2 separate regions of the Homo sapiens genome follow, and region 2 is linked to region 1. The links are chromatin contacts, found by Hi-C in ENCODE. All regions are on one chromosome and are shown on one strand. Each heading gives the region's core, a stretch centred on a gene start or an enhancer-like site at or near the end of the contact. The rest is flanking DNA. Distances are from core to core; before and after follow the strand shown.

Region 1 (3,065 bases), core at 109-2,608:
TGAACACCACAGGTATCTATCAGGAAGAGTTCTTCCGAGGAACTGATCTGCTGGTATTTTCAGGACACCAAGAATCAAGAGATTGGTCTTGTTTCTCTCTTTGCTTTGACTACCAGGAAACTCAAAGTCAGATCTGTGGCCAAATTCTGGTAACCATACCAATGCTATGTCATGTATTACATGTACAAACCTTCCCCTTACTTCATCTTATTTTCTTCTGCTTTCTTCGTGTCCCGATTTTCTCACTAATGTTACATTCTATTGTTCTCTATGAATGTTGTAAGGTGTTTCAAATCCTTTTTGGAGGGCACTACTGTAGATACAACACACATTACCCCTGAGGGATAAGGACTCTTTTTGACTCCACACAGAATCCCTGGCATTTGGCAAAGAACCCATATTTAGGCACTAAATACACATGGGCTGAATGGAAAAAGCCAATAGCTAAGTAAAAACCACCTCCATTACCATATTGTTTCACAAGAGGTTCTTTTCCCTTCCATCTCATGAGGTGGGGCCTGGTCAGGAGTCCCCAGGGCCTGGGAATTAGGTTCCTTAGGGAGCCTTCTTGCTGTAGGGGCAGCCAACAGGTCAGTGGCCTTGACTCCAGACCTAAAGAGCCACTCCTAGACTCCCAGCTGCAACAGACACAGCGTGGCACGGGTGGGCCTGGCCACTGGGGAAGTGACAAGTGATTTCCAGATGCTGCAGCCAGCCTGGCTCTTTCCAGACCACACTGAAGGCCCCTTCCTGTGGGAATTCTGATGGGGCCCAGATTTGGGGAAACACGCCTCGAGGACTCTTGGCAAGTGCGTGCCAGGCCTGGACCAGGAATGACTTCTGTGGGCACAGGGAGAGACCAGGCATTTCCTAACACAGGACCTTGAACAGCCTTCTCTGAAACAAAGTCTTTCTAAAAATAGCTTCAAAAGTAACCATTCAAGAAAAGAAAGAAAAAAAAAACTGTAAAAGTAAAGGCACTCAAGAATGATATTTCCCAGATAAAAGCCTGGCACAGGTTTCAGAGGAACTTGCAGGAAAACAGGTCAAGGCTGGGTTTTTCCTCTTAGGTGTCACTTGGTTAACATTGGTCTTTGGAGGGGAACAAGTGCGGCAGGAAGGGCTGGCACTGAAAATGATGGCCACTGGGTATAGGCCAGGGCCAGACACTGTACACAGAACAAGACTCTCTGGAGGCCTCAGGAGGGCCCTGAGAGGAGGAAGGCAGGTGGTGGGCCCAGGGTCAGACATGCAAGTGAGCTAAGTGGCAAGGCCGATGCCCCATCCAGAAGCCCCGCTCTGACCACACGCAGGCTCTCCCGGCATGTCCTCATTTATGCGGCAGTCTCTTGTATCTCACTGCAATTCTGCCCCCACACTGCAGGCTGGCCAGCGTGGCTTCCTCATAAGCACATCACCCTGCATCCCGACACTGACTACACCCACAAAGCAGGAGCCCCCGCACCCTCCAGCCCAATCGCTCAGTTCGCTTTGAAAATGGCTCCTCTCGGGGGCTGGGCGCAGTGGCTCATGCCTGTAATCCCAGCACTTTGGGAGGCCGAGGTGGTTGGATTGCTTGTGGTCAGGAATTCAAGACCAGCCTGGCCAACATGGTGAAACCCCATCTCTACTAAAAATACAAAAAATTCGCCAGGCATGGTGGTACAAGCCTATAGTCCTAGCTACCCAAGAGGCTGAGGCAGGAGAATCACTTGAACCCAGGAGGCAGAGGTTGCAGTTAGCCGAGATCGTGCCACTGCACTCTAGCCTGGGTGACGGAGCAAGACTGTCTCAAAAAAAAGAAAAAAAAAAAGAAAATGGCTCCTCTGGATTTTGATTAATCCTATTTTGATTAATCCTGGTTTCTCATTTTCAGCCTTCCTTGAAGCAGCATGACCCATCTGGATGTCCTCCTCATCTCAGGAATTTTCTAATAAGCTGTCTAAATCCAGAGATCCGACCACAGAACAATGAATGCCAAAGATGAGTTCTAAAGATGCGAGTACTTTCTTTCTAAACGGACGCTGCTTTGTGTATGGCTCTGCTCCTGGGGGCAGACGCGGCAGGCTAAGCCCTGCGGAGGAGGAGGTGAGTCCCAGCAGAGGGTCACTTCCTCTCAGTAGCCCGGCTGGTTTTCTCCACTGCAGGGTCAGACCATAGCCCTGACCCAGCTAGACCCCCATAAGCGCATGACCTTGCTCTCACCGTGGGAATAAAACTCGTGATAGTCAGTTACAAATACACAGCAAATGATGAGCAGCACAATATAAACACAGATCTAGATTGGTGGGTCTGAGGACTCATTCTTAAATTTGGAGGCCATCACCTAATCTTGTCTTTTCACTTTACATAGCAGGAGACAGGGACCCAGAGAAGTGAAGAGGCGTTGCCTTAGGTTGCACAGCAGATGACGCCTCTCAAGATGGACCCTAGGTTGTCTGACTCCGTCTCACAGCTTTGCCCCATTTATCATGAAGATGAACGCTGGTAACACTGCTACCTACGAGCTGAGCTTGCACGCACATTCCTGGTGTGTACATGCATGCGTGCACGCTCACGCAATGTGCTAAGTGCACAGGAAGGAGACCAGAGCCCTGAGGCGTTCTTTTGAAGTCTAAGTACTGGTGTTTCGAAAGTTTAATGAAACCTACTAGACTCTGAGCAAAATTCGTTTTACGTTAACCTTAATGAAAAGTTTAATTAAGTTCTGACAGAATTAACTCTTCACGTCTCTGTCCTCATTTGTCCCCATTCTAGAATGAGTTTTCTAATTAAAAAAAATATATAGGGCCGGGTGCAGTGGCTCACGCCTGTAATCCCAGCACTTTGGGAGGCCGAGGCGAGTGGATCACCTGAGGTCAGGAGTTCGAGACCAACCTGGCCAACATGGTGAAACCCCGTCTCTACTAAAAATACGAAAAATTAGCTAGGGGTGGTGGCGCATGCCTGTAATCCCAGCTACTCGGGAGGCTGAGGCAGGAGAATCACTGGAACCCTGGAGGCAGAGGTTGCAGTGAGCCAAGATCGTGCCACTGCACTCCAGCCTGGTGACAGAGCAAGTCTCC
Region 2 (3,223 bases), core at 344-2,843, 3.6 Mb after region 1:
AGCTAGATCTGTAGCCTTCAATGAGTCATATGCGCATCAATCAAGTAAAAGCTCTACTCTTCTCAATCTGGTCTGAGCTACCATTATTCCCAGACCAGAATACTATAGTATTCCGTATTTTGACTGGCTTCTCTGTTTCTGGCCTTGCTCTCTTGCTCGAGCTTCACAGAGTGTCCAAAGTAATACTTCCGTACCACCCGGCCCGGCTTTTTTTTTTTTTTTTTTTTTTTTTTTTAAGAGACATGGTCGCACCATGTTGCCCAGGCTGGTCTTGAACTCCTAGGCTCAAGCAATCCTCCTGCCTCAGCCTCCCAAAGTTCTGGGATGAAGGCGTGAGCCACCATACCTGGCCTGAGTGCAGTGGCGCGATCTCGGCTTTCAGCAGCCTCGACCTTCCAGGCTCAAGCAATCCTCTCACCTCAGCCTCCCGAGTAGCTGGGACTACAGGCGCGCGCCACCACGCCCGGCTAATTTTTGTATTTTTTGTAGAGATGGGATTTCACTATTTTGCCCGGGCTGGTTCCCAACTCCTGGACTCAAGCGATTCGCCCGCCTCAGCCTCCCAAAGGGAAGTGCTGGGATTTCAGGCGTGTGCCACCGCTCCCACCCCAAAGTAGTATTTATTGTAATTATTATTATTATTTTGAGACGGAGTCTCGCTCTATTGCCAGGCTGGAGTGCAGTGGCGCGATCTCGGCTCAATGCAACCTCTGCCTCCCGGGTTCAAGCGATTCTCCTGCTTCAGACTCCCAAGCAGCTGGGACTACAGGCGCCCCCCACCACGCCAGGCTAATTCTTGAATTTTTAGTGGAGACGGGGTTTCACCATGTTGGCCAGGATGGTCTCGATCTCTTGACCTCGTGATCCGCCCACCTCGGCCTCCCAAAGTGCTGGGATTACAGGCGTGAGCCACCGCGCCCAGCCTATTATTATTTTTTTAGGCAGTGTCTTGCCCTGTCGCTCAGGGTGTAGTGCAGTGGCGTGATCACGACTCACTGCAGCCCCGACTTCTCGGGCTTAAGTTATCTTCCCGCCGCAGCCTCCACGCCCGGTTAGTTTTTTGCATTTTTTGTAGAGATGAGGTCTTGCTTTTTTGCCCAGGCTGGCCTCGAACTCCTTGGCTTAAGCGAACCTCTTGCCGCAGCCTCCCAAAGTGTTGGGATTACGGGCGTGAACCACCGCGCCCAGCCTACTATCTTTATCTTACAGAAAGAAAAGAATGGAGGAAACCGAGGCTCGGAGACAGTAGGTAATTTCCCCAAGGTTCCACAGCTAATGAGTGGAGCGGCGATTTGTGGAACGAAATGAATGAAATCGATGTGGCAGCGGGCCCGGACGGGTCGGTGGCGTAGACGCGGAGCGCGCAGCTCACACCTGGCGGCCGCGGTTTCCAGGAGGAAGCAAGGATGCTTTGGACACTGTGCGTGGCGCCTCCGCGGAGCCCCCGCGCTGCCATTCCCGGCCGTCGCTCGGTCCTCCGCTGACGGGAAGCAGGAAGTGGCGGCGGGCGTCGCGAGCGGTGACATCACGGGGGCGACGGCGGCGAAGGGCGGGGGCGGAGGAGGAGCGAGCCGGGCCGGGGGGCAGCTGCACAGTCTCCGGGATCCCCAGGCCTGGAGGGGGGTCTGTGCGCGGCCGGCTGGCTCTGCCCCGCGTCCGGTCCCGAGCGGGCCTCCCTCGGGCCAGCCCGATGTGACCGAGCCCAGCGGAGCCTGAGCAAGGAGCGGGTCCGTCGCGGAGCCGGAGGGCGGGAGGAACATGACATCGCGGAGGTGAGGAGCCCCGAGGGGCCCGGCGCGGGCCTCGGCCCGGCCACCGCCGCGTTCGGTTAGCCCCGTCCGGAAGGGGGCGCCCCGGCCGGGCTTCGGGCTCCCGCCCCGGGTCGGGGTTGGGGGCCGGTTCCCTCCTCGTCCCCTCGCCCTCCAGGGGCCGGGGGCCGGCCCCACCGCGCCCCCACCCCTCGGGTCCCCATTCATTTCCTGCCTCCCCGAGTTCCGGCTGCGGCAGCCCCGGGGATGCCCGTCAGGCCCGGGGCAGGTAGAGCCGCCGAGGGAACCACGGGTGCCAGCGGCCAGGCTCAGCGCCGCATTCCTGACCCATTGCCTCATGAGAATTGCCTCATGGTGATTCCGAAATAACCCTGCTCACTTGGGGAGGCTCCTTGGGACACGAGAGGGGAGTTGCGCGGGGCCGGGCCCCCAGTGGTCTAGTCGTTCTGGCTCACTGTGCCACTTTCGTGCATTTGGGGACTTCACGCAGGACCCCTGACCCTTTTATATGCCTCTTTGTGTCTTCTTTTCCTCCTACCCCTCACGTGCCAGAAATGGAAAAACTGACTGTATCTGCAGCCACTAGAAGTATTTCCTTCCTCTGCGATCTTCGCTTTGGGAGATGGAAAGGAAGGGAGCCGCATCTCGTTATTTAATCCTTCACTGCAACCTTAACAGTCAGGTCACTTTACTGGTACCCGTTTTATGGATGAGGAAACCGAGGCCCAGAAGCAACATGCTAGTAAATGACAAGATTTGAAACTTAGGAGGATTAGTGAGTTAATGAGATCCTTTGAAAGGTCAGGGTAATACTACTACTAATAGCTAACATTTGCTTAGTTCTGACCACAGCCCTATCAGATGGCTACTATTATCCCCATTGTAAAGATGAGTAAACCGAGTTTCAGAGGTTAAGTAAATTGCCTAACCTCACAGCTAGTAGGTGGTGGAGACAGAATCCCTACTTTTAATCACTATGTTGCTTCTATTATTTTGTAACTATTGCTAACCATTTGTAAGCCTTAATTTTGTTGTCAAACAGTAGTGTGACCTGTTGTTTTCAGATAGTGATCCTGCTATTTTGTATAGTCACTCTATATACCACTCACACTTAAGACCCATTGTCTATTCTTTTCCATGATTGTTCAATTATGGTCACTGTCTCAGACATTTAAAAAACGATTCAAGCTATTGAGGCTATTTGAATGAGATTTTCTTTTCTTTTTTTCTTTTTTTTTTTGGAGACGGAGGCTCACTCTGTTGCCCAGGCTGGAGTGCAGTGGCGCAATCTCGGCTCACCACAATCTCCGCCTCCTAGGTTCAAGCGATTCTCCTGCCTCAGCCTCCCAAGTAACTAGGACTACAGGCGCACCACTATGCCCGGCTAATTTTTGTATTTTTAGTAGAGACAGGGTTTCACTATGTTGGCCAGGCTGGTCTCAAACTCCTGACCT

Evidence for each region. A loop is a pair of places that touch in the nucleus more often than their neighbours do. Pooled maps may share reads with other maps.
Region 2: a map of ascending aorta shows a loop between it and region 1 (6-fold over the local background). The contact joins the promoter of PTPN11 here to the enhancer-like site in region 1. A Hi-C loop is called at or near these places in 1 of 168 maps with a recorded cell type or tissue (ascending aorta) and 2 of 50 pooled maps.

The regions. Positions count from the first base shown.
Region 1 is chr12:108,838,738-108,841,802 of GRCh38, forward strand. All of the region lies in intron 2 of SSH1 (slingshot protein phosphatase 1), which reads right to left. Among named protein-coding and RNA genes, the nearest start is that of MIR619, 3.3 kb to the left of the region's middle. RefSeq lists enhancers at 1-324, 318-919. Within about 2 kb of position 1,359, at least 9 of the 41 ENCODE cell types and tissues checked have a DNase peak (open chromatin) inside an H3K27ac peak, as active enhancers do; they include ascending aorta, where a contact is called at or near this core.
Region 2 is chr12:112,417,354-112,420,576 of GRCh38, forward strand. It overlaps PTPN11 (protein tyrosine phosphatase non-receptor type 11), which reads left to right and starts at 1,594. Exons shown (of 16, transcript NM_002834.5): 1 at 1,594-1,772. The coding sequence starts at 1,759. It also overlaps a transcript of RPL6 not described here. RefSeq lists enhancers at 151-799, 800-1,447, 1,222-1,481, 1,448-2,095 and silencers at 1,469-1,820, 1,532-2,101.